2 separate regions of the Homo sapiens genome follow, and region 2 is linked to region 1. Evidence: read pairs that join two places in POLR2A ChIA-PET (ENCODE). Cell type or tissue: HepG2. All regions are shown on one strand. Links, peaks and the distances in the headings refer to the core of each region. The heading gives the core; the rest is flanking DNA.

Evidence for each region. ChIA-PET counts read pairs that join two places held together with the same protein. Peaks named below come from ENCODE experiments on the same cell type or tissue, not always from the same donor. Only the 100,000 strongest peaks of a DNase experiment are listed, where the experiment ranks them.
Region 2: POLR2A ChIA-PET joins it to region 1 with 8 read pairs; 4 of 35 experiments call an interaction of 5 or more read pairs at or near these places.

Annotation. Positions count from the first base shown.
Region 1 is chr6:107,664,611-107,669,007 of GRCh38, reverse strand. No RefSeq gene overlaps it. Among named protein-coding and RNA genes, the nearest start is that of SCML4, 160 kb to the left of the region's middle. RefSeq lists enhancers at 1, 2-502. In HepG2, for the core only: no CTCF peak of the experiment used is centred there; DNase peaks (open chromatin) are centred at 2,077 and 2,437; H3K4me3 peaks cover 1,098 bases.
Region 2 is chr6:107,537,461-107,541,857 of GRCh38, reverse strand. The region is part of intron 4 of SOBP (sine oculis binding protein homolog); the gene reads right to left. Among named protein-coding and RNA genes, the nearest start is that of SOBP, 50 kb to the right of the region's middle. In HepG2, for the core only: no CTCF peak of the experiment used is centred there; DNase peaks (open chromatin) are centred at 1,197 and 2,227; H3K4me3 peaks cover 822 bases.

The sequences.
Region 1 (4,397 bases), core at 265-4,264:
ACACGAGGCTGTGCCAGCTAATTATTCAGCCCTCCTTCTGCTCCCTGGAAGCCCCAGCCCTGCTGGACGGGCGGCCTTCTGTGTTCCTCGTGTTAGATGGCCTGGTTCCCCTCTCAGAGGGGCTGGTATTTGGTTGATCCTTCAGGCTCCCGTTTGGCTCATAAAACACAAACATCTGCTGGGGTTCTGGTTGGCCTGCGGCAGCCTTCGGAGCGAAGAGGGATGGAGGAGAGGTGAGGAGAGGGAAACGAGGACTCGGGCAGCCTTTCTGGGGGGGTTAATGAGTTACTCTGCGACGTGGGGGGGTGGGGGATGGGCTTTATCAAGCCAGAGCCCTGATCAGCTCCCCAAAGAAGAGAAAGGAGAAGAGAAGAGGATTTTCCCGGGGTTTCTCTGGAAAGTCTGGGGGAGTCTGCGATGCTTTCCTCCATTGCCGCGCTGCCTCCAACTGTTCCATTTCTCACCAGTTGGCTATTATTTTCTAACGCATTTTGATCATTACTTTATCAATCAAGACAGATAAACAAAAGCCTAAAAATACATCTGAGTGAATGCGTTCCCAGAGCCAACCAGTCTTCAGTACTCTGATTTTTGTGACTTTTTTTTCAGAGATGCTTGGGAAACAGTTGAAGGGCTCCATTCCTTATTAATGTGTGGCCCAGTAGAATACACTAACCAACCTCTGCCCTCCTGGCTCAGATGTATAGGGTCAAAGGAATTCAGTTAAGGAAATGGTTATCTAAGCGAAAGAAGGCCCCTTAAAAAACTCGCCTAAAGCCTTTTTCTTATGAGGATGGCTCTTTGCTTTTGATTTGCTTATTAAATCCACAGATGCCTGGGTCAAGAGTTGAGAAAGCCCTTCATGTGGCACCTTTTAAAGAAGTAAAACGGAGAGAGTTGTATTATATCATTGCAACTGTTTAGAAAGAAAAAGTGCCAGTTACTCAATGAATAGAGCTCATATTTCAGAAGCCAAATGCTGTCTAGTTATACCCTGTGAGCGCCTGGACATAAACCCAGCCCATTAACCTCATCTTTATCTCACAGAGTGGCCCCGCCCAGCCAGGCTTATTAAGAGCCTCAAGGGAGAAGCCAATGAGCATGGCATTTGAGAAGAGGCACCAGCCTCAACTCCTGCCTTAGTCCTAATCTAAGATTTTGGAATGAAAAATTCACTGGGGCACATGACCCTCCTGAGCTTCCAGGCTTTTGCACCACGTGCCACCCTACCCCCTTCTCTAGTTTTCATTTCTCAAAGTAATAGTGGTCCCTCCCAGGAGGGGGTCTGGGCCTTCTTTCCCCCAAAGAACGGCACAGGACTAACATATTCAGTGACTTTCCTGACAATCCATGGCAGGTACTGCAGGATATCAGACCTGAAGGAAACCATCCAATTTATAGCTGCTCACGTAAAAGCCATCAGGAGGATCATGAAATGATTCTCCATATGGTGCCCTGAAGCTTCCAAAAACTATACGAGAAAGGGGCTTGGAAGGAATTCTTTCCCTTTTGGAGACAAGGAGGGTCGAAGCCAAGCATCTGTGGCAACCTGGAAAAGACACTCCTCCCCGACACCCACCTCCACTGCATCCCCTGGGGCAGCCCCGAGGATCAGTCCTTGACGGCCCAGGCCCACAGGGTCACTGCCATTGGCCACTTAGGCTTGTCCATTAACCAAGCTTATGTTCTCTAGCATAAATGAACTCTACAGTCACATTGTGTGGAGGCTTCGGGACATGGTTTGCCAAATGGAAAAACATTTGGAGGTTGGGAAAATATCTTGCACATAAATTACTGAAGGCACAGAGAATCTAAAAGAGGGATGGAATCAGAAGCCAAGGAAAAGCCAGGAGGGAGCCAAAGAAAAACGGAGAGAGAGACAGAGACAGGGAAAGCGATGTAATGATTTCTCTTAATGACCCGCCTTCAGACCAAAGGCAAGGTTCTAAGCCGTGTTTGCGTCTCATAAAAGCCATGTGCCTGAGTATTAGGAAAGATCCTTTAAATGGCCGGATCAAGCCTCCATTTTTCATCCTTTCTGAGTAGAGTTCTTCATTGATTATGTTAAGTGCCGGCCCCCAGTTAGAAACACAAAAGGCTCATTGTCTTTGACTGTGGCAAAGGCCAGTTACACACTTGTTAATTTCCTGATTTATAACACTGAAGAGACGGAACTGAGAGGGGTGCTTCCTCTCTCTTTCTCTATGTCTCTCTGTCTCACTCTCTTTCTTGCTCTCAGTGGTGGTGGTGGAAACTATTAAAACAGAGGCAGATCAGGAAGTTTGTGATAAAGAAAAGCCAGGCTCTGGTCTGACATACAATCTCTCTCTTGGCTTAAGTAAACTTGCTTCTTCAAGGCTTGCCATCAACAGAGTCCGGCTCACGTTTCACCACTAAATCTGAGTCAACAATCTCTAATCTGGACACTGGGTTCGGAATCCAGGCTCAGGTTGCACTTGGAAGCTGACAGCAGGGACAAGAGCAGAGAAAAATACGGCCTTTGTTTCTGGTTTGATCGTCCCCACCGAGCTAAGCTGAGGTCATGCGTCGTTTTCTGTCATCAACAAGATAAAAGTTTGCACCTTTCTGGCCCTGAAATGTCTCTCCTGCCATTTATATTAAGGCCAAGAAGCTCTCTGGCCCAGAATCGGAGGGCCAAGTTTGTGGAGAGCTTAGATTTGGAGTCCTTTTCATCTTTCTGACATGTGATACCGTGACATAGGCAGCCCTTGCGGGGTTGCTATGCAGATATACAATTTCTGAAAAGTTACACCCGGAAAACGAAAACCCTGGGCTGGATTAGCATTTCACAAAGAACAGGGAGAAAATGTGTAGCAGTTAGGCTAAAAAGCTAAAAAAGAAAAAAAAAGTGAATTAAAGTTTCATGAAAATGAACTCTTTTTTAAAGGATCAATAAGTATAAAAGTATCTTATTTCATTCCTGGCCTTCGGTCCGAGCCCTAATCCAGCCACTGTGTGCGAAGGAGATACTGTGAGGCCTGTGATGGAGATTGGGAAGGGAGGTCTTGGTGTGGGGTGAGGTTCAGTCATGCTGGGGAGTGTGAAATTAAAGGGCTTAGGTACGGTCCTGCTGTTTTATAAAACTCTTCTTTTTCCCTCTCTACCATTGTTTTCATTGTTTTTACTTTGTACCAAGCCTTCTCTTTTGTTTAAGTAAACCTAGAAAGAAGAATAAAAACAAACACATAGTCTAAAGGTTCTAGCTAAATAAGTTTCAGTTTCTACCTTCCTTTTCTTTACCAATGTCAAAGGCATGCCTTCCAGAGCTCACTCACTCACAACCTAGCCTTTCCTAAAAAGTGTTTTTCTCAAGTATTTCCAACACCAGAAATCATTTTACATGAAACATTAAAATGGAATGTGATTGTTTGCATGAGACGTAGGAGACTGGAAATAATGAGAGGTTTTTCCTGTTATCCCTGAGACCTAGTGACTTCCAGCTGAGACCCTTACATGCCGTCCTGTGAGCCAGCCATGTCCACACAGCTGGAGAGGCGGTGGCCCCTCGCCTGCTGCTCAGGACTCCAGGACACCCCAACAGTTTTAACTGCAGAAGGTCTGGAGGGAAGCCCAGAGCAGGAAATAGGAAAGGGGGTTTTGAAGGACACAGAGGACATGGAGAAGATTCAAGGAACTCAACTGATACTGCTCCAACGGTGGATGAGAGGCACAGCAGCCAGGGAGCTAGACGCCAAACAACTCCGCCTGTCCATGCAGAAGGCAAAGATGCCTTACCCTGACCCTTGCATTCAGGAGCTCCAAGGCTGGTTAGAGGAAAGCAGAGGAGGGGAAATAAGAACAGTAAAGGGCCACAGAGTGGATCTCCTTAGGCATTCTTACTTATTAGATTCTGAAGCGGCAATGTTTGCACAGAGTTCTCTCATAGAGGATGGGAATTTATGGGAAGTTTGTTAGGTTAAAAAGAGATGGGCAATTGACTTTTTCTGTAACTCAAGAGATGAGAATCACTGTTACGCTCCTCTGTGTCACCTCCAAGGTTGATGCTCTCCAAGATGAACTGACACGTGTGAAAGTGAAATGAGGTATTCAATAAACTGGCTCTGTTCTCATGTACACAGCACGTAGACATCCATCCATCCACAAGAGAAAGGCCCAAATGGGAGTGTGCAGTGAAGTGTGGGCTCCGAGCTCACACTCCCCAAGTATAGTTCCAGGCTGTGCCACAACTGTGTGCTCAGTTTCCTCATCAGTAAAATGGCAATACTAATACCGACTTCATAGGGTTGTTGTGAGGTATAAATGAAGTAATGCAACTAAATGATGTTTAGCAATCCTTGGAGAAATGTACATTACAATTAACAGTGGTGTCTATTCCTTCTTGTAGGAGTTCACTGTCTGTTGATTTGGCCCGAATC
Region 2 (4,397 bases), core at 181-4,180, 130 kb after region 1:
TTCTTTGTTATCAATTTATATTGCTCCACTTATGAAACATACAATCCTACAGTTTATCACAGAAAGTGTCACATCCTTCAAAGATTCTCCTTATAACAAAGATTTAGATGTGCAGTCATAAAAATGCTCACCATATTTTAAATGATATGAAATCATTCTATCAAAACAGATTATAAGATAACATATCATTTATGAGATCCACATAAAAATCACTGCTTTACCATGGAATGTCTGGCAAAAGGCCAGTGAAAATTTGCAGTCATAATATCTCAAAATTCCTATTACCCATTGAGCCTCCAAAATATAGTTATTGGAGTGGGAGTGGGATTAATTAATGCTAATTAGCTAATCAAGAAAGTTAAACATTAAGAAAGTTTAAGTTTCTGTGACAAAAATCAGATGCAAAATCTTTGAATTACGTCATAACTTCTACTATTTCGATGGAAAAATAATCATTTCAAAGTCAAGGCACTTGTTTTTCTACGATCAAAGGTGGTTAAATACCTTTAAATACATTTCAACATATTTATGAAGGAATTATCCTACATGCCTCCAAAGCTCTCTCATAAATCAGTATAATGTTTCCAAAGCACATTTGGAAGTACAAAATTCATATCTACTAACTATATTTTCCTCTATTCGAAGATGAATTAAGCAGAAAATACATTAATGTCTGAATTTATAATAGGAGTGGTTAACCCTCAACCACAGCAAACTAATGAGGAATATTTTACCATGGAAAAATTAATCAGGGCTCTCCAACACTATGCAATTTGACATTTTGAGGACTTAATCAGGAATGGATTTTATTCCGCTATTTACTTTTCATCATGGGGATGACTTACAAAGACACTACCTGTTAGAACAAATATAATTCTTGAGCTTAATCTTGTCACTTTAAAGAAATTTATTTTAAATAATATTCCATAGTTTAAAAATAGTCCTCACAGAAGCAACATTACTAAGATTATGTCATTTCTGGGCCAAATTCAGCTCTCAAACATTGAGCAAATATCAACATAGACACAGTGAGCCTCAGAAACTGAATGTGACTAAACCTCTGTTAGCAATGAGACAACACAACTTCTGGGAGGTTGTGACTGCTGGACATGGACTTCCATCCCCAGCCATCGATTATCACTATCTTTGTTAAAGACTACAGGAGTTTCATTTAACTAGAGTGCTCAGTAAATTGCAGCAGAGTTCAAGCATCTTTATGGATTCATTAAACCATTGATCTGCCTCACAGAGCTTGTAGCAGAGCCCAGCTCTGGCCCACAGCCTGTGTTTACAGAGAATGCAATAGACTGATGTTTGTAACCTCCAAAGGCAGTCTGTCAGTAGACATTAGATTCCACTGTGTGCACAGCCACCCTAAGAGTGGATTGTAACATAGGGAATTTCCCATTCTCAGTCTCAACTGCTGGGACAGAAATGAAGTGACCATCTGTAGCAAGATTTTCTTTATTCCATTCTAATCTGTGATAATATAAACAAAGAGCAAAGAGCCCGAGGAACAAAGAATTACATATGGCTTGGCCAGTTCACACTTCTGTTTATGTGTACATAAGCTATCCAGAGGTATTGAAATGGAGGAGAAATTAAGATAATCACAGGCATGCCTATAGCTTGGATCCCCCATGGGGCCTCTCGACTATACTAGGCATTGTGACCAGACATTGCAAAGGTGTACAAGAAAAATTCAGGACTTAATCTACTACCTTAAAATATCTCAAGGCAAGCCACCTGCCCTTTTATGCCTGCACTTATTCAGATACTTAACATTTTTAACAAAGCACTGAATCAACAGAGTATAACTACTATTCCAGGAAAAAGAATAATCATTATCTCTTGGTTTCTCAGGACAGTTCACCAAGCACTCTCAGAACCTTCTCCCTCCTCTGTTTTTTATTAATAAAGTCTCACAACACCTTCCTTTTTAAGTCAGGCACAAAGAGTAACTTTGTGCTGAATGCAGCTTATGATCAGAGAATCACATCAAAATGACCTGTAAGATAATTCTTTAAACGCTCATTCTTCAGATAAAGCTGAACACTGTTAGTGGCAAGGTGAGAGAGTTGGAAATGTAAGTGACTGGATCAATAAGGAGAATGTTCGTCCCAAATAAATAGATCCCTTCCTGATCATTTGTTTCACTGAACTGCCCACTGCCCAAACAGACAGTCGGACTATGAACTCCAAACACGCACATTCATCACTCTGCAGAAGCAGTCACCAGAACACAATGTGGCTGATGCAATCTGACACTGTGGTTAATGTTAAAAGGGAGCGTGCCTTTTAGATGGATTGGATAATTACCGGCAGTTCCGATGAGAAAAAACTTGATTTAAGTGAACAGCATTAGCCTTCACCAGAAGGATGGCCAGAGATGTACTATGTCTGAAAATTAACATTCCAGCATATATGTCAATAGCACTGTGTATTGATCCCCAGGTGACCGGATTCTGATTTATGAAAAACTCCCTCTCTTCCTTCCGCTCACTGAAAAATGTTGAACACAGACTGGGGCTTGAAGCTATTTCGAGTTTTCATCAACTCTTCACATTTAATTTAAAATATCTAATGTTATTCAGAAACTGATGTCCATTCTGGCTAATGGGTTAGAATTATTGCTGTTTCCTTCACAGTCTCACAACATGTGGCTCATTAAAAACTAGAAGTGGTTGCTGTTCCTTTCAGTACAAACCTACTTGCCCCATGCTGTGTTCCAGGTATCCCTTAGACCAGAGTTTCTCAAGTGGTTTTCAAGTGTTTTGGTGAACATGAGGTCACATACCTCTCCCCAAGCTTCTGATGGCTTTCTAGAGTACTATGTCCCACCCTGTCTGCAGAACCTCTGCCTTGGAACACTTTCTAGCTCTCCTCAAGAGCCTGTGTGTCACTTTAAACGGACCTACACTTTACTTCACTAGCCAGAACCTTCCTGCTCTAACCCTACTCCCAAATGTGTTTCCAAGGACTGACGTTTACCCCTCCTCTGTGATTGCTTTTTCCAGCCTCTCATTTGCAGCAGCTCATCAATATTCCATTCTGTATTTCAAAATACAAGACAATAAGAAACACTTGGGTTTGTTGTTCTTTTCCCCAGAGCTTTCTGAGAACACCCGTTTGCTATGACCAAAAGGGAGCTCAGCCACTGGCCTGCAGACTAAAACCCTGGGAGGAGAAGCCACTATACACATGAGGCAGTGAATAGGCTTATAGTACAGTACTAAGGAACACTGCAAAACCAAGCAATCATCCTGCAGGCCAGGGTGCAGCTGGACAGATTCAGGAGGCTCACTGGTGGCTGTTAAAACCAAGGGGAATCCACAGGAAGAACCCTGGGGCTCCCCAGGTGCATTTACTGGTGGGCCAAAGATATTTGCCAGCAACTGGCAAAAGCAAGTATGTGGCCTGAGCTTCAGGTGGTCAGGGGACATTAATTGCAAGTAATTTCTTAATGTCCTTCTCCAAGCCTTCATGAATGATAGCCATTTTGCAAATTAAATCTTGCAGGTATTTAAAGGAAAAAGAGTAGACAGGTTAATCACTAGATTAACAGGGCAATTGTTACACATTTCTTCTGTACTACTTGGTTCTATAATTAAGTCTGAAACTGAGAAATCTTTCCCAGGATATATTCAACTTTAATAAAAAGACAAATAGACTATGTCTAAATAAAATATAACTCCAAATAACATGATGATACATGCTAATTAGAGATGGGTTCTTCCAAAAGAAATGTCTTCTAAGAAGAGATCGCTGTATAACCAAGAATATAGTCTGAAAGTAAAAGAAATGCCAATAACAGAATATTCTCCTCCTTGAATTATTTATGTTATTATTATAATGATTGTTAGGAAATCTTAATGGCATCATTTGCAAATGTTGTTTCTGTCTATATCATCTTTTTCTTTTTAATGCATCCTTATCCTCATCTCTGAGCCACATTGGTTTCTTCCCACTGTGATCTGCTGGGGAACCACAATATCATGATATTGAAGAAGTATTTCGATCTTTTTTTTTTTTTTTTTTGAGATAGGGTCTTGCTCTGTTGCCCAGGAAGGAGTACAATGGCACAGTCATGGCTCACTGCAGCCCCAGCCTCCTGGGCTAAGCAATCCTCCCACCTCAGCCTCCTGAGTAACTGGGACTACAGGTGAGCACCATCACAGCCAGCTAATTTTTGTATGTTTTGTAGAGACAGGGTCTCGCGCTATTGCTCAGGTTGGTCTTCAACTCCTGGGCTCAAGCAATCCTCCTACCTCCACCTCCCAAAGTGCTGGGATTACAGGCATGAGCCATGGCGCCCGGCCTTTCAAATTATTAAAAAACTAGAACAAGGAAGCAAAACTTTGGTGCTCTTAGGAATTTGTGTTTACTTGTAAATTATC